2 separate regions of the Homo sapiens genome follow, and region 1 is linked to region 2. The links are chromatin loops, found by intact Hi-C in ENCODE. Cell type or tissue: K562. All regions are shown on one strand. Links, peaks and the distances in the headings refer to the core of each region. The heading gives the core; the rest is flanking DNA. Region 1 overlaps SPMIP11 (sperm microtubule inner protein 11). Region 2 holds the start of LOC105369757 (a long non-coding RNA gene).

What was found. A loop is a pair of places that touch in the nucleus more often than their neighbours do. Peaks named below come from ENCODE experiments on the same cell type or tissue, not always from the same donor. Only the 100,000 strongest peaks of a DNase experiment are listed, where the experiment ranks them.
Region 1: a loop joins it to region 2, with 3 times the contacts of the local background. A loop is called at or near these places in 2 of 110 quality-filtered maps.

The regions. Positions count from the first base shown.
Region 1 is chr12:48,750,149-48,759,498 of GRCh38, forward strand. SPMIP11 (sperm microtubule inner protein 11) reads left to right here. Exons shown (of 4, transcript NM_001351123.2): 2 at 9,061-9,183. Among named protein-coding and RNA genes, the nearest start is that of MIR4701, 17 kb to the right of the region's middle. In K562, for the core only: CTCF peaks have their summits at 3,492 (motif pointing right) and 8,263 (motif pointing left); DNase peaks (open chromatin) are centred at 3,466 and 8,244.
Region 2 is chr12:48,983,545-48,992,894 of GRCh38, forward strand. LOC105369757 (a long non-coding RNA gene) reads right to left here and starts at 3,530. Exons shown (of 3, transcript XR_944929.3): 1 at 3,340-3,530; 2 at 1,626-1,752. It overlaps LOC105369756 (a long non-coding RNA gene), which reads left to right and starts at 4,237. Exons shown (of 3, transcript XR_944926.1): 1 at 4,237-4,318; 2 at 4,487-4,692; 3 at 4,890-5,199. RefSeq lists enhancers at 1,495-2,017, 4,450-4,499. In K562, for the core only: a CTCF peak has its summit at 4,717 (motif pointing left); a DNase peak (open chromatin) is centred at 4,737; H3K27me3 peaks cover 4,050 bases.

The DNA of each region.
Region 1 (9,350 bases), core at 349-8,348, 230 kb before region 2:
TTAGACCAGCCTGGGCAACAGAGTGAGACCTCATCTCTACTAAAAATCAAAAAAATTGGCTGGGCATAGTGGCACGCACCTTTAGTCCCAGCCATCAGGGAGGCTGAGGAGAGAGGATTACTTGAACCCAGGAGATTGAGGATGCATTGAGCTATAATCACACCACTGCATTCCAATCTGAGCAACAGAATGAGACTCTCTCTCTCTAAAAAACAAAACAAAACAAAACCCTGCTGTATCCATTTACCAATGACTCACATATTGCTAAGTTAAATGGTAAACTCTTAGTTCTCATTTTATTTAACATATGGGCAGAAAAGTGCAACAGAGCTCAGATGGTTCTGAATCCTGCTACTGCTGAGGTTGCTTGAAATATGTGGCTGGCTGGGAAGGGTTTGACCTTATGGACCACCATGGGGAACATGCCTCCTACTTTTCTATTACCTCAGAACTGGTTTGGGAAATTCACAACGTGGGGCAGGGAGATTATGGGTAAAATACAGCATTCTCTTCGTCTCCTAGCAAGTCCACATCTACCTTGCTTACCCTGGTCTTTCTCATCCCAAATTCTATGTCCATTAATTCAGGGAACCCACAGTTCCTGAATCTCCAGTCACCCTTTTCCACAAGCTAAACAATCTTGAAAGACTTTCATTTGTCTCCAGAATGGTTCCCTGGTCCCAGTTTCTTCCTGGTTGATTTCACCTTGTTAATACATTCACTCAAACTGCTTGACACCTTTCTGTCCATCTGGTTTTAGCACTTCAACCATTCTGTGGTTCAAATCAGCCACATTCCTTGCCTGGTCCCTTAGCTAGGCCTTTAACAGCAACTATAAAAATGAACCTATTAATAGTCACACTTTTCATTCTTAACACTGTTACTATCATGATATTTTTAAGTCATTCACAATTTTTCCTTGAAGAACGATAGGTTTTTTTTTCCTCCTAGTGGGTGTGAGTGTATTAACATTCAACTCAAAAGGGCCCACTCAAGCTTTCCTTATTAGAGTCATAATGAAAACTCACAGAGGTGAGTCAACACGTGTAATCAAACATTCTGCCAGTCCCTGCCTCCTTCCTACCTTTTCCTCCTGATAAAGAATCAAAATAGAAAAATCAAAGAGGCAAATGGATGTGGGGAACATACTTTGGTCTATCCTTGACTTCAGAAACTCAGTTTAAGCCAGGTGCAGTGGCTCATACCTGTAATCCCAGCACTTTGGGAGGCTTAGGCAAAAGGATCACTTGAGCCCAGGGGTCTGAGACCAGCCTGGGCAATACAGTGGGACCCTGTCTCTACAAAAAATTAGTCAGGTGTATTGGCGCATGCCTGTAGTCCCAGGTACTTGGGAGGCTGAGGTGGGAGGATCACTTGAGCCCAGGAGGTTGAGACTGCAGTGAGCCATGATTGCACCAGTGCATTCCAGCCTAGTGACAGAGTGAGACTGACTCAAAAACAAAAAGAAACTCAGTTTATCAAGTATCCAAAGATGTTCAAATTCAGGAGGCTAACTCACACTAAGCAAATTCATAGTGCCTCAGTTTCCTCACCTATAAATGGAGACAATAATGTCTGCCTTATTGTAGAGACTTATTGTAGAGACTGCACAATAAGTAGAGACTTATTGTGGAGAGGCCGGGTGCGGTGGCTCACACCTGTAATCCCAGCACTTTGGGAGGCCGAGACAGGCAGATCACCTGCGGTCAGGAGTTCAAGACCAGCCTGGCCAACATGGTGAAACTTCATCCCTACTAAAAATACAAAAATTAGCCACATGTGTTAGCGGGTGCCTGTAATCCCAGCTACTTGGGAGGCCGAGGCATGAGAATCTCTCGAACCTGGGAGGCGGAGGTTGCAGTGAGCTCAGATCATGCCACTGTGCTCCAGCCTGGGCAACAGAGCAAGACTCTGCCTCAAAAAAAAAAAAACAAACAAACAAAAAAAGGTGTATTGTGGACATTAAATAAAATAATGTATGTAACGTACCTAAGACCTAGCACATAAAACTTTACAACAGATGATGGAGGAAAAGTTATAAATCATATGTAAGTTCACTATTTACATATAGAACATATACCTTTCCTGTGGCTAGAATATCTTTGTCCGCTACTCAAGACATACTTGCCAGGATAGGATACCTGGAAAACAATATTTTTAACCATAAGATTCCTTGAGGTACAAAAAACGCTGGCTGGCTTCAAAGGATATTTCATCTAGGCCCTGAAAGAGGCTGGTCAACTCACTACCCACAGAAGAGCACCCCGACCAGTGACCAGAACTCTCATGTCTACCAGTTGGGAGATTCCTGTCCCTCCCAGGCTCACCATTCCTCTTTCTAATACTGGTTGCTCCTGCAGATTCAGCCCAGCTTCCAGGGTTCATTTACCTTCTACTCTGGAGTCTTGAGTGCCCAAGCTTTCCCTTCTGTCCTGCCCAGGGAAGCACAATCCTGTATCAGTCCTTTCCTTTGCTGAATCTCTCTCAACACCAGCTTTGAACCTTGCTCTCCTATTTATTCTTTTTTTTTTTTTTTTTTTTTGACAGAGTTTTGCTCTTGTTGCCCAGGCTGGAGTACAGTGGGGCGATCTCGGCTCACTGCAACCTCCGCCTCCCGGGTTCAAGCGATTCTCCTGCCTCAGCCTCCTGACTAGCTGGGATTACAGGCACATGCGACCACACCCAGCTAATTTTTTGTATTTTAGTAGAGACGGGATTTCATCGTGTTGGCCAGGCTGGTCTCGAACTATCGACCTCAGGTGATCCACCCACCTTGGCCTCCCAAAGTGCAGGGATTACAGGCATAAGCCACTGTGCCAGGCCATCCTATTTATTCTTAGCTTCATACCTGACACTCCTCTTGGTCCAGGAGGGCCCTGTTCTTTATTCTAGACAAATTCCCTCTAATCTGGCCCTTCTTTGAGAAAACTCCTTGCCTTGTTGTATGAAAATCTTGTGTCAGCCTAGCTCTCACCATAACACAAGTCCAGGCACCCAGAACACTGTTCATTGACCGGAGTCACAGAGAAAATCTCTGCGAGATTTGGGTGGTAGGGAAAGATTATGCCTGTTCTTGTCTTGAGACAATTGAGACAAATGACCTCTCCTTGCCAGACTCTCCAGTGACTACCCTCTAGCCACAGACATGCTGACCTTCAAGCTGTGCACATCCAAAGGGCCTCACTCCAGCTTATCCCACTGCTGCCCTTATCATTTCCCTTCCCTGAGGAATTCACTAATGAGTCCTCAGAGTTGCTCTCATTTCCAATTCCAAATGAATTTCTTTAAAGAAAGGCTCAACCTTGAGTTTCTGGTGAAAGCTGAACTCGTCTTACTTACGTTCTCATTTCCTGGATCCTGTTAGAGGACACAAAAGGTAGTCTTCCCAAGCCTGGCTGGAATGTCTTCTGCTCAATCTCCTAGTCTCCTTGCCTCTCTGAGCTGCCTCTTTGGTGAACTACCTGTTAGGAGACAGCTGGAGATCCCATTCTTAGACTCCAGCAGAGGGCACTGTTGTTCTGGCTTTTCTTTACTTTTTTTTTTCTTTTTTTTTTTTTTTTTTTTCTTTTTTTGGAGACAGTCTCACTCTGTCGCCCAGGCTGGAGTGCAGTGGCGCAATATCGGCTCACTGCAACCTCTGCCCCCCCGGGTTCAAGTGATTCTCCTGCCTCAGCCTCCGGAGTAGCTGGGACTACAGGTGTGTGCCACAATGCCCGGCTAATTTTTGTATTTTTAGTAGAGACAGGGTTTTGCCATGTTGGCCAGGCTGGTCTGGAACTCCTGACCTCAAGTGATCCACCCGCCTCAGCCTCCCAAAGTGCTGGGATTACAGGCATGAGCCACTGTCTCCGGCTTTTCAAACAGGAGCATAAGTGGCACAATTCAACCAAGAATGAATTGGCCAGAGCCACTGAGCCCCTCTGCCTTTCCAAACGGATAAACCTTCTGAAGTTAGAGAAATGTACCTTGGGGCAGAGTGTGATGGCTCATGCCTGTAATCCAACCACTGTGTGAGGCCGAGGCAGGAAGATTATTTGAGCCCAGGAGTTCTAGACTAGCTTGGGCAACATAGCAAGACCCTTTCTCTACAAAAAAAAATTTTTTTAATTAGCCAGGCATGGTGGCACATGCCTGTAGTCTCAACTACTCAGGAGGCTGAGGCAGGAGGATCACTTGAGCCCAGGAGTGAGATGAGGTCTCACTCTGTTGCCCAGGCTGGTCTAAAACTCCTAAACTCAAGTGATTCTCCTGCCTTGGCCTCCCAAAGTACTGGGATTACAGGCCTGGGCCACTGCACCCAGCCTGAGGCATTTTTTTTTTTAGACGGAGTCTCGCTCTGTCACCCAGGCTGGAGTGCAGTGGTGTGATCTCGGCTCACTGCAAGCTCCACCTCCCGGGTTCACGCCATTCTCCTGCCTCAGCCTCTCGAGTAGCTGGGACTACAGGTGCCCGCCACCATGCCCGGCTAATTTTTTGTATTTTTAGTAGAGACAGAGTTTCACTGTATTAGCCAGGATGGTCTCGATCTCCTGACCTCGTGATCCACCCGACTAGGCCTCCCAAAGTGCTGGGATTACAGGCGTGAGCCACCGCGCCTGGCCTGTTTTTCGTTTTTTGAGGCAGGGTCTTGCTCTGTCACCCAGGCTGGAGTGCAGTGGCACAATCACAGCCCACTGCAGCTTCAACCTCCTGAACTTCAGCGATCTTCCCACTTCAGCCTCCCGAGTAGCTGGGACCACAGGCTCGTGCCACCATACCTCAGCCTCCCAAAGTGCTGGGATTATAGGCATTAGCCACCATGCCTGGCTGCAAATACCCTAATCTAGAAGGTAGATTTCTGGGAGGCACAAAGGTAGACTCTTTCTAAAAATTCTTCAGCCTGAAAACATTGTGGCCAATCAGCCCCAGTTGCAACAAACAGAGGCAATGGGCAAAGTAGTGAATAACTAAGATTGTGTGACCACCCCCGAGTCACAGGGAAACTTGTAATACTGAGAAATCTGCACCATTAATTTGGAGGGATGGAACATCCACTCAAGTACTTTTATATGACCCTACATGTCCTTCATAGTCTCTTCAAAGCATTAAAGGTGGTTTTATGGCAACCCCCAATTTGTGGCCCAGTTCTAGAAGCTATTTAGGGTATTTCATATCTACTTATCAACAAAGACCATGCAGAGCATGGCGTTAACTGGGTGGATGAAGGACCTCTGTTGTATCACCTACCGACAGAATAATTGATTCATCTACCTTACCACAGTGGAGTTTGGTTATAAAGAGCTCATTGCGTCCCTCTACCCAGAACATGCCCTTTCCCAGTAGCTGTGGCATGATTCTTTCCAAGCCCTTCGCCCTTCACCCCAGGTACCTTCCAAACCTTGGCAGCTTGGGGAAGTTATGGGTTATCAAGAATATCTCCCAGCTTGCCAAAAATGGATGCAAGGTATATGCCAATTGGTGCTTGATTCCATAGGAAGGCATCCAGGTGAGTGACACTGTCCAGCACACCTCCAAGCACACACTGACCATTCATATGGGAAGCCGGGACCATGCTACTTGGACATGTTGAGATAATAGAGAACATCATCTGCCTGTACCCTTGACAATCAGCCTGAGGCCTCGGGAACAGACAGATTTCCTAACTGTCACTTGAGCTCAGACCAATAACTATTCTCAGTCTAGACTGGCCACTAGGAATATGCTTGTTCTTTCTCCTCAGTTTCTTTCTTTTTTTTTTTTTTTTTTTTGAGACAGAGTCTTGCTCTGTTGCCCAGGCTGGAGTGCAGTGGTGTGATCTCAGCTCACTGCAAGCTCGGCCTCCTGGGTTCACGCCATTCTCCTGCCTCAGCCTCCCAAGCAGCTGGGACTACAGGCCCCTGCCACCACACCTGGCTAATTTTTTTTTTTTGTATTTTTAGTAGAGACGGGGTTTCACTGTGTTAGCCAGGATGGTCTCCATCTCCTGACCTCGTGATCCGCCTGCCTCGGCCTCCCAAAGTGCTGGGATTACAGGCATGAGCCACCGTGCCCGGCCTCCTCAGTCTATTTCTATTTGTCCAAGGACATCCTACCACCCCTACCTTGCCCAAATTCAAATACCGGCTCAATAATATTGCTTCCAGGAAATGGCCTCGTTGCTATAACCTGTGATGAAGTACAAATCAGCCCCATGGTTCAGTCCAGGCTTCCAGAACTTTATATGCTAACCAAGGCTTCAGTACTGTTGCTTCTCCAAGTCCTCAACTGTACAGGGAGGGGATTCAAACTGTGCCCCACTCTGGTGGTACCATTATTTCAGATAGAAAATGTTAAAAGAGATTTAATTGGAAGGCAAACGAGAGAGATGAGGGACAGAGATGATGAATGAGTGAGGCCAAGCCAGGAAGAAAAGAAAAAAGCAGGAGCTGGGGAAGAACTCCAGAATAGAAGTGGCATCTCCGCACTCCACCAGAGATTAGTCAGCAATCCTCGGCAATTTCCAAAGAGAATGGTAAACTGATCCAGTTCCTGACAAGCATCCATAATCATGAAAAATAAAAATTTGAGGAATGGGATGACTTCTGCTCCAGGAATACAGAATCGAGGCACTGAAAACGTCAGATGCAGAGATGGATTTTTTTTTCTTTTTTTCTTTTTTTTTTTTTTGAGACAGAGTTTCACTCTTGTCTCCCAGGCTGGAGTGTAGTGGTGTCATCTTGGCTCACTGGAACCTCCACCTCCGGGATTCAAGCGATTCTCTTCCCTCAGCCACCCTGGTAGCTGGGATTACAGGCGTGAACACTACTCCTGGCTAATTTTTGTATTTTTTATAGAGATGGGGTTTCACCATGTTGGCCAGGCTGGTCTCAAACTTCTGACCTCAGGTGATCCATCCTCCTCGGCCTCCCAAAGTGCTGGAATTACAGGCATGAGCCACGGTGCCCAGCCAAGAGCTGGATTTTACTCTGCATTTGAGACTGGCTGGAGGAGATAGGGAAAGGGGCCTAGCGCCTTTTTGGCTTGCGTGACAGAATGGATGGAACAGCCAAGAGACAGAAATCTTGAAGCCACCCTAAACAGCTTTCCTTTTCTCACTCCCTCACCAAGTCTTGCTCTTCTGAAAGACTTAAAAAAAAAATTAAATTTTTTTCAAACTCATCCTCCCTTGCTCAGGAGTCTGAGATGCAAGCCAAATCTAGCCTATTTAAGCAGAATATGAATGTATTAAAAAAAATATTGGCTGGGCGCAGTGCCTCACCCCTGTAATCCTAGCCCTTTGGGAGGCGGAGGCAGGTGGATCATGAGGTCAGGAGTTGGAGACCAGCCTGGCCAATATGGTGAAATCCTGTCTCTACTAAAAATACAAAAATGAGCCAGGCGTGGTGGTGAGCGCCTGTAGTCCCAGCTACTTGGGAGGCTAAGGCAGAAGAATCGCTTGAACCCAGGAGGCAGATGTTGCAGTGAGCCAAGATCACACCACTGCACTGCAGCCTGGGTGACAGAGTGAGACTCTATCTCAAAAAAATAAAAATAAAAATAAAATAAAATAAAATAAAAAATAAATATATATATGTATATATATGGGACCAGGTGCAGTGGCTCACGCCTGTAATCCCAGCACTTTGGGAGGCCGAGGCAGGAGGATCACATGAGGCCAGGAATTCAAGACCAGCCTGGCCAACATGGTGAAACCCCATCTCTACTAAAAATATGAAAATTAGCTGGGCATGGTGGCACACGCTGGTAATCCCAGCTACTTGGCAGGCTGATGCAGGAGAATCGCTTGAACCCGGCAGATAGATGTTGCAGTGAGCCAAGATCATGCCACTGCACTCCAGCCTGGGTGACAGAGCAAGACTCCATCTTAAAAAAAGAAAAACTATATATATGTGGGGCTGGATGCAGTGGCTCATACCTGTAGTCCCGGCACTTCGGGACGCTGAGGAGGGAAGATCGCTTGAGCCCATAAGTTCAAGGCTTCAGTGAGCTACGATTGCACCACTGTACTCCAGCCTGGGTGGCAGAGGGAGACCGTCTTAAAATACATAAATAAATAAAAAGAGAAAAGAAAATAAGAAAATGTTGGGAAGCACGTAAAAGCTGCAGTAGGAATGGAAAACTACACATGGTGGATAGTAACCAGAAGCAATGCTCAGAATCATGCCATAGACCTGGTCTGGCACAGACACTACTACATTCAATGCTGTGGTGGACACTACTGGCCCCAAGGATGCTGGGCCCTGAATACTGCTGCTGGAAACAGGATGCAGCTTCACTGCTGCCACCTCCCGTCACTAGCGGATAACTTTATATGGCCACTGCTTCCTTGCAACCTTCTTTGATTCAAAATCTGAAACGGATGTGTTTGATTGGCCTAGCCAAAATTCTTTGTCCATATCCTTGCTGAAAGAGAGGTTGGATAAGGAAGAACTAGTCTATTCAGCCTCTATTGTGAGATACAGGTTTTGCTTCATAGGGAGTGATTCCCAAACATAATGAATGCTAGGTAGCCACTATAATACACCACCTTACCAGCCCCATCTCCTGTCCTTCTCCTCTTCACCCAGCACTCGAGGCTCCAAATCAAATAGCTCTCTGATGCCTTTCTAATGCTTCTAAACACTTGTCATTCTGCTGTCTGAAATGCTCTTCCTGATTCTACTGTAACCTACCTCCTTCTTTTCCTCCAAGACTTAGCTCAAACATGACTTCCACTATTAGACCATTTGAAGTTCTGCAAATATGCCAATCCCAGGAAAGGAATGTCTACCCAGATAAGGGCCTTTTTCACTTGGACTAACCCTAAGTATGTGTCCAATATCCTGATTCCAGAAGTTGGCCTCTTAAAATCCAGGAGTCAGGGAGAAGCAAGAGAGTGGTAAGGGAGGTCTTGTGATCACTGTGTTCTCTCTCCCTCCCCTCTGTCACAGCCATGGTGATTGGATTCCTGAGGTCCTGAAAATTGGATGTGAGTGGCTAGGAGAGATCCCTGCTATGCATCTGGTTAGCATGGAGACCAGGGAATCAGAGAATCAAATAGTCATTTGCCAAGTACTCAGAACGAGTCTACTCTAATTTCAGACCAGAAGGAACCAGAGCCTACTAGGCTTCCCCCCATTATCTCAAAAGATGGGAATTATTCCGTGCACCAGAATAGCCACACAAGATACCACGAAGCTGTCCGGAAGGTGTTGTTGAAGACGTGTAAGTACCTTGGGGTGGGCATCATGCTAGGAGAAAAAAAGATATGTCTGAGTTCCTAAAGAATGGCTGGGATGAGGCCGGGCTTGGTGGCTCATGTCTGTAATCCTAGCACTTTGGGAGGCCGAGGCAGGCGGATCACAAGGTCAGGAGTTCAAGACCAGCCTGGC
Region 2 (9,350 bases), core at 736-8,735:
GGCTAGAATCCAAATGCAGGCTAGGCTTAAACCGATGTAACCAAAGGAAACCCTAATGTGGTCCATAACCAAACTACTAAGCTAGCCATTCCCATAAAGAACCAGAATGAGGATTTTGTTACTAACACCACCAGTGTGATACCTCTGTGTGCACATTCACCAGAGTCAGTGGGAGTTCTAATCCTACCCACGGCCCTAAACCTATCTCTAACTCTAACCCTCTTCCTGTTCCTAGGTCTAGGTTGAACCTTAGCCTTAACCCTAACTTCAGACAAACACTAACCCCTTCTAAGCTCTAATGTCTGTCCCTAATCCTAACCCCTCCCCACAGGGGAGGATCAGAAGGGCAAGGGGAGCTGTGAAACACCCAACCTATCCCCTAAGAGCAACAACTGCTCCCAGCCAGCTTGAGAATTTCCCCTTCTCCCCTATTCCCTCCTCTCCTGTTCAGGCCTCTTCTGCTGTTGGTGCCTCCCACCACCTTTGGGATATGTGTAGGGGTAGGGGAATGGAGCCAGGAACTGCTCAGTCCTGCAACGACATCCCTTTCCCTTCCTTTCCACCTGCCAAGCTAGCACCATCTCAGTTCTGATTCCTCACCCTAGGGGAAGAAATAAAAACCTATTGATCCTGGGGAAGAGGCACCTGAAAAGCTTTGGGTTTCCATAAAGAGCACCCTGCAGAGAATGCCCAGTCTATAAGCCAAAGGGCTATTAGATCCCTCAACTCCCCAAATAAGAAGTTAATAGGCTGCCAGAGGTGGGAGGGGGGGCTTGGGCCCCTGCTGGACAGTGCCCAGAGTTGAGATGAAGCAGCAGGGTAGAGTCAAAGCATTGGCAGCTGTCTCCAACTACTTTTGCCTAAATTCAAACTCTAAGAATTGGAGTCAGTATCAGCTTTCAGGCTTGGAAGCTGGGGCACTCTGAACCAGGTTGACAAACAGGAGCTGGAGGAAGAGCAAGGGAAAGTGGTGAATTCTTTTCTGCCCCTACCCAGACTTTCAGCAAATCTCGTACTTTCTCAGACTCAGTTGCCTTGCCTATCAAACAGGGATGGTTATTGTTACTTAACCTTTCAGGGAGGTGATGAGGTTCAGATGAGATGATGTACATGAAAGCCTGGGTCATTTGAATACTCACTGACACCTCTTCTATACCAGGCATCTGCCAAATGTTGGCAATACAATGATTTATAAACCATAGTGCCTGCTTGGAGGAGGTTGACAGTCTGGCCAGGGGATCAAGCACATCCTCAGATATTGTTAGCATATGGAGGGAGTGCAATGAAGGCTCAATGAAGTGTAAAGCCTTCTGCACATAAATGAAGTTTAAGGGCAGACTCCCATACTCAAGCCCTCGGCATGGAGGCTCTTCTCTTCCAAGGGCTGGAATTTCAAAGGTGATGGTGCTGGGAAGTGCAGAATTAGGCTGGGCCCTCAATGGGCACTAATAAAACACAAACACACATACACACACACACAAACAAGTAAAAGGGCAGAGGGATCTGCAAAGCACTACATAAAAGCTAATCATTTTGTTATTGTGATCATCTATGCTATCCTCACACAGGGCTGGAGCGGGTACATCCTGAGGAGAAGAACAATTATGCATAGAAAGAAGACTCACAAAGGTCTCAGGAGCCACAGTAGGCTCAGGGTGGTGGCCATAGGATGGTGTCATCAGGACTGTGCTTGATGCGCCACCTCTCACCACCTCTGATCTTCAGGTGCCAGGGCGCTGGATACACGTTGGCCTGAGCAAGTGAGGGAAAGACTAGTCCTGAAATATCCTGGGGGGAGTGGAAAAGCTGAGAAGAAAGGCAGGCTGTGCACAGTCCCCAGGGGGTCAGCAAGCCAGCACCACACACACTCTGCCACACGCACCCTGGAAAAACCCTGTCAGTGGGGCTGCAAATACCCTAGGGTCCAGCCTCCCCCAAAGCCTCCCCCCTCGCCCCAGGCTGGCTCAGTCCTCCTCTCCAGCGCAGAGGGAGAAAAATAACAAAACGAGGAGAAAATAAGCTGTTTGGCTGTGGTGTGAGCAGGAATATCCATGCAGGGCTGCCCACCACTCACCCTTACTCACTCTTTCCACACCCAGCCGGGGCGCCCAGCATGAGACAGACCACCCCCCTGCCCCCTCCCCCGTCTGGTCTAAAAGCAGACGCTGGTGAGCGAGCAGCAGGTTATAAATATGCCCAGGGAACTGCCGCCAACTCGCTCCCTTGTCATCCCCTGGGAGGGGCAGGGTGGGGTGGCTCCCAGGGAGGAGCCAGGGCTGCCCTGTTCCCTGAGGCCCAGGAGGAAGTGGGGCTTCCTAGAGGCTACCATATTTTCCCCCCTTTTCAAGGTGAAGGAACCACTGCCACTCCATTTTCCCTGAACATTTGCTCATCTCTTCAGATATGTGGTCCCTACCCTCCCTGGGCCCTGGCTGGAGGCTCGGAATGAAAGGGCCCAAAGTACTCTGTGTCATGGCACAGCCCGCTGCTACTTCTCTTCTTCACATGCATTTGCTCTCAGCAAAACAGAAGTTCATTCATTCATTCAACAAGCATTAACTGAAAGCCAGCTGAATGCCAGACCCTGTGCACAGGCCCACCTGTGTGCACAGTGTCTGCACACACAGGTGCAAGCACACACAGCTGCCCCTACTCCATGTGCTCACATCACCTCCAGCCCCCACTAAGGACTTCCTGGCTTCAACCTGCCAGCCTCATCAGGAAAGCAAAGCTTCAAGCTCCTGGTTGTGCCTCAGAGTAGGTTAGGGGGCATGGGGTAGGGGGTGGCTGAGAACAGGACCCCAAACACTTCTGCTTCCACTACTTCCCCTGTAAATGAGGGGGTCCTTTCTCTCCTTCCTGCCCAATCATCCTCCCTAAGTAGGTGCCATGTGACGAAGAAAGAGCCATTCTTGGGATGCTGAGGGTACCTGTCCAGGCCACCAGAGCCTCCCACCTCCCAGCAACTTGCCAACTAGGTGCCAAGCTGGGGCAAGAGGGGGCACTTCCACCCTGTGAAGCTCCCAGCTCTCCTCCCCCAGGGCTGAACCCCTCCCTTTTCCCTCCTCCCTATTAATCCTCGGAAGTTAAGGGGCCGTCCCTGGCGGCCCCTCAGCCCTATCGTGGCCCCTCACCCTCCTCGGCTGGCGTCTAATTAACTCCTCCTGCCCCTGGTTTTGTATGCCCCCCTTACCCCACCTTGTCGGCCCCGCCCCTCTGCTCGGCCAGCTCCCCCCCACGGACATTCCAGCCAGGCCGGGCCAGTGTGCCAGGGCAACCAGGGCCGGACCGAGGCCTAATCCTCCCGCCGCCTGGCCCGGCTGGGGGAGCCCCACTCACCTCCCCACTCTCTGGGGGCTGCCCGGCTCTGCTGTGGCGGAGACACACAATCGGGACAAAGGCACAGCCCCCAGGGGGCTAACTCAGCCTTCACGCCCAGGTTGTGCGGCATTTGGGGAGTTTAATGAATTGTCCATCACGCCTTTCAGGGCCCGCCCGTCAGCCTGGATTAATCTTCGGAGCCCTGGTGGGGTAGGAGACACTAAGCCTGTATTTATTACTCTCCCATTGTCACTAATTGAGGTAATTATCTGTGACTCTGGCCTGGCCAACAATGAGGCATTCACTCCTGGGACCTCGATGGGCCTGGCTCCCACTCTCAGCACCAGCCCTCCCTCCCCTCCTCTTCCAAACCCGCCAAGGACTACGATGGGCCCTGGAGCATGTTGGGAAAGTGGACAGCGTCCCACAATGCCTCACCTCCCCACCGGCGTCTCCCATAGCCATCACTACAGAGCTGTCTCCTGGTCCCCCCAGAGAAGGTGAGAAAAGAAGGCAGCCTCTGCCAGGGGATGGATTTGGCTGGCAGAGCCCTCAGGCCAGAGAGGGACCTGTTTCTGAGGACTTTGGTTTTCTGGACTCTCCAACTCCTCATCTCCAGATGCATGACACCAGGGTCTCACAAGGTGCTTTTGCAGATCCATCCTCATGTCCCTATAGCCTCTAGGGTGTTAAGAGGCTCTAGCCTGTACCAGGCCTACTCTGGGGAGGTCCCTAAACCTACCAGTGCTGGCAGAGTGGCTGTGGATGTGATGGGAGATGTTAAGAGAGACAGCAGGAAAGGTTCTGTCAGGGGAAGAGCAAAAGGAGCCAAGTCAAGAAGGAGCAGTCAAGAGTCACAGCATTCCCGGGGGTCACACTAATGTGGCCATGCAGCAACTTCAGGGAGAAACTTGGATTTGGAGGGGCAAGAGTTCCAAAGAGCGGATTTCACGTGGAGACAGCTTTCTGGGTCAAGGTGGTTGGCCCTGGGGAGCAGGTATGTGTGTACAAGAAAGACAGAGAGAGAGAGAGAGAGAGAGAGAGATAAGAAAGGAAGATTTAGGCAGAACTAGATTGTGAACTCCTTGAGGGCAAGAACTATGTCTTTGTGTCTTGGTCACTGTTGCTTTTATGAGAGCTTAACATTGTACCTTGCACGTAATAGGCACCGTCAAGTGAATGGATGAATACAGATGAAGCCGGCACTTGCTTTAAAACTGGGATCTGTGAGCTATTCTCTTCCACAGCTGCACTCAGGCTCCTCATTCTCTCAGGACTTGCTGGAAGGAGATGTCTAGACCATCCCTGGACGGTCAGCGGTGGGCACTTCACCAGCTGTTGACACGACAGACCCTGGCCGAACTCAGAGCGGTAGTGGGGATAGCGCCACCTTGTGGTGACTCTTGGGAGAGCTCCTGGAGAGACGCTAGCCAAGAAGGCAGGGTCATCTCTCAGGAGCAGGGTATCACCCCGGGCTGCAGCCATCCTTCTTCCTGTATGTCTGAACTGCATTGTTATGCCAGCGGTCCTGTGGCACAGTTTTATCATTTGTTCCTTCTTTATTCCAGCATTTTCTGAGAGCCTGCTCCACGCCAAACTTGTCGGGTATACAGAGCTAAATCAGCTAAATCACCTCCAGCAGCTCATGGTCCAGCAGGGGATTCCACAAGGTAACAAGACCAACGAGGTTACGATCAAGCCGCAGGAAAAAAAATTATCCAGGTGTTGAGGAGGCACTAGAACATTCCCAGCTCAAAAACTCCATCATTCACCTCTCCCTCAATTCCTCTCACCGAAGTGCAAATGGTTTATCTTCATTACCAAGAAACAGTCTGGGCATGGTGGCTCACAGCTGTAATCTCAGCACTTTGGGAGGCCGAGGCGGGCGGATCACTTGAGATCAGGAGTTCGAGACCAGCCTGGCCAACATGGTGAAACCCGTCTCTACTAAAAATACAAATAAAAAATTAGCCAAGAGTTATGGCGCCCACCTGTAATCCCAGCTACTCTGGAGGCTGAGGCAGGAGAATCGCTTGAACCCAGGAACTGGAGCAGAGATCACACCACTGCACTCTAGTCTGGGTGACAGAGTGAGACTCCATATCAAAAAAAAAAAAAAAAAAAAACCCAAAAAGCAAAAAAGACAAGAAATACTTCAAGTTCTGGCTCCCACACATCTTTCCAGGACTCACTCTTCTGCCCCACTGCATTCCCTAATGCCTCTGCTCCCTGTGAAAGCCACGTGTTTTCCTACCTCTCTGCATTTTCCCACCTCTCTGCATTTTCCCACATCCTAGAATGTCCCCCTTCCCTGTATCCCACTGTTGGAACCCATCTCAGATGTTCCTTCCTCCATGAAGACTCTTCTGATTTCCCTTGGTAGAGTGGTCTTGCCTGTTCTAGCTCCTGAAGCACCATGTAGGTAGGTGCTTTCATTAGCAGCACATACTGGGTGTCCCATTGGTGGTTGTCTGTGTATATTACTCATCCTCCTACTAGGCTAGCCCTTGCAGCACTGACCTGGGCATATCATATGCCTTTGTTAAATGGTGAATAGACGGATACATGAATAAATGGATGCACGGACAGAGGAATAAATCGATGGAAGTATAAATGGGGCCAGGCGCGGTGGCTCATGCCTGTAATCCCAGCACTTTGGGAGGCCAAGGCAGGCGGATCTCCTGAGGTCAGGAGTTTGAGACCAGCCTGGCCAACATGGTGAAACCCTGTCTCTACTAAAAATACAAAAATTAGCCAGGCATGTTGGTGGGCGCCTGTAATCCCAGCTACTCAAGAGGCTGAGGCATGAGAATCGCTAGAACCCTGGAGGCGGAGGCTGCAGTGAGCAGAGATCTCACTAATGCACTCCAGCCTGAGTGACAGAGTGAGACTCTGTCTTAAAGAAGAAAAAAAGTATAAATGGCCAGATAGATGACAAATAGGTTGGTGGATGGGTGGATAAGTGGATGTGGAATGTATAGATGGATGGGTGGGTGGATGGATGAATAGATGGATGAATGGAAAATCTATCCATAAAAGGACTCACAAAAGGCTATGTAGGCTGAGTGCAGTGGCTTATACCCGTAATCCCAACATTTGGGGAGGCCAGGATGGGAGAATCGTTTGAGCCCAGGAGTTTGAGATCAGCCTGGGCAACATAGGGAGACCCCGTCTCCACCAAAAAAAAAAAAAAAAAAAAATTAGCCCGGCATGGTGACACGTGCCTGTGGTTCCTACTATTCAGGAGGCTGAGGTGGAAGGATCACTTTTGCTGGGGAGGCTGAGGCTGCAGTAAGTTGTAATCGTGCCACTGCACTCCAGCCTGGGTGACATAGCAAGACCCTGTCTCAGAAAAAGAAAAAAGAAAAAAAATGGCCAGATGTGGTGGCCCATGCCTGTAATCCCAGCACTTTGGAAGGGTGAGGCAGGCAGATAGCTTGAGGTCAGGAGTTCGAGACCACCCTGGCCAACATGGTGAAACCCTGTCTCTACTAAAAATACAAAAATTAGCTGGGCGTGGTGGTGCGCGGCTGTAATCCCATCCACTTGGGAGGCTGAGGCAGAAGAATTGTTTGAACCCGGGAGGTGGAGGTTGCAGTGAGCTGAGATCGCACCACTGCACTCCAGCCTGGGTGGCAGGAAAGAAAAGAAAATTTTAAAAAAGCCCAGGTAGCACCAGAGGCTTCAAGGGAGGGAGCACACCCCATGCTAGGATATGCAGAGGCAGAGGCAGTATCCAGGCCAAACTTTCCTTCACTAACATCTGCACCCTCAGCAACTTGTCTCCCAGAGGCCTAGATACATTCCACTCCCCATAAGAAGTCATGGTCTGGGAGCTGCTCCTCTTTTCATCCTCCCTGGTCCCTCAGGAATGCTTTCATTAACATATATTATGCCATCTTCCTGCACTGCAATGACTGTGGGTTTCCTCTTCCACATCTCTTTCCCTATATCATACACACCCTAGCTTGAGAGCTCCCTGAAGGGAGGAAGCATGCCTGAGTCTCTTTTGTGTCCCTAGCACCTGGCATATATGTTTAATGAGTGAGTAAACAAATGAACAACTGAGTGAGTGCTGCCTCTTCCCCATAGACACATTTTATACACTTCCTGCGTCCTCTTGTTCAGTTATCTCTCCTGGCCCTCTCCTCCTTACACACATCACACTCACACTCCTGACCTTGACACTCTGAAATTCCAGAGTTATATGCTGGGGCTCGGTTTCCTTACCTATTTGTGGCTGATCTAGGGAAGTCCCAGCCCTCCCCTGAGAGTCTGAAAGAGACGGCTCTTGACTCCTCTAAAGCCATATTAACTGGGTCCCATGGAGGGCAGAAAGGGGCTTCCCTAGGAAGAAGCTCTCTATTGGGAGGGTAGCAGGATCCTGCACTAACCTGAGGTCTGCTGCCCCAAATTGACCACATCCTCCTGTGTCTGCTGTCCCTACTCCTGACCAGTGAGGCTGTCCCAAGGTAGGGGGTGGTTGTGGCCTCTGTCTCAAGGCTGGCTGGCAGACACAGCCAGATTTAGAAGTCATTTTCGCAGCAGGGAGCCTCCAGTGTGCCACCCACAGAGCCCTGGAAGGTCAGTCTGAGATATGGCTCACCAGGGGCTGGCCCCTAGACCTGGAGTCACTCCTCCCCTTCTTGTCTCTCTCCTTTTTTTGCCCAGAATTTTGGCAGCTGGTGCTGACTCTATCCTTAGGCAAAGATGGAGTAAGTTCTGGGGGAAGGGGTGTGCTGCACTGACACTCTAACCGCCCAAGCACTGCCAGGGCACCATTCACCCAGGCACTATTCACCCAGGCACCATTCACCCATTAAAAGGGCTGTCCATACCCACCCCAGGTTTCCCCCCTCCTCTCTACTGACATCTGCTGCCTGGTTCTCCTCCTCCCCTACTTTTTTTTTTTTTTTTTTTTTTTGAGACAGTGTCTTGCTCTGTGGCCCAGGCTGGAGTGCAGTGGTACGATCTTGCCTCACTGTAAACTCCGCCTCCCAGAGTCAAGTGATTCTCCTGCCTCAGCCTCCCGAATAGCTGGGATTACAGGCATGCATCACCACACCCAGCTAATTTTTTTTATTTTTAGCAGAGACGAGGTTTCACCATGTTGGTCAGGCTGGTCTCGAACTCCTGACCTCGTGATCCACCCACCTCAGCCTCCCAAAGTGTTGGGATTACAGGAGTGAGCCAGCGCACCCGGCCTTTTTTTTTTTTTTTTTTTTTTTTTTTAAGACGGAGTGTCGCTTTGTCGCCCAGGCTGGAGTGCAGTGGCCTGATCTCGGCTCACTGCAACCTCCTCCTCTCGGGTTCAAGTGATTCTCCTGCCTCAGCCTCCCGAGTAGCTGGGACTACAGGCATGTGCCACCACACCCGGCTAATTTTTGTATTTTTAGTAGAGATGGGGTTTCACCATATTGGCCAGGCTGATCTCGAACTCCTGACATCATAATCCACCGGCCTTGGCCTCCCAAAGTGCTGAGATTACAGGCATGAGCCACCACACCTGGCCGTCCTCCCCTACTTCTAATTCTCTCTGTCCCATCATCCTGTTCTCATACCCCAACACTAATAAAATAGCCCTAGGGAGAAATAATAATCAGAGCTAACACTTAATCACCTACTATGTACCAGGTGTTGTTTTTTCTTTTCTTTTCATTTTTTTTTCTTTTTAATTAAATAAATTTAAAAAAGAGAGAGAGAGAGACAGGGTCTTGCTATGTTGCCCAGGCTGGTCTCTAACTCCTGGGCTCAAGCAATCCTCCCACCTCAACCTCCCAAAATGCTGGTATTACATGGGTGAGCTACTGTGCCTGGCCAATTGTTCTAAGTGTTTTACATATTGAATTATTTACTCCTCCCAACAACTCTAAGAGAAAAGCACATTGTTTGTTTGTTTGTTTATTTATTTATTTATTTATTTATTTATTTATTGAGACAGGGTCTTGCTCTGTTGCCCAGGCTGGAGTACAGTGGTGCAATCATAGCTCACTGCATCCTCAAACTCCCGGGCTCAAGCAATTCTCCCA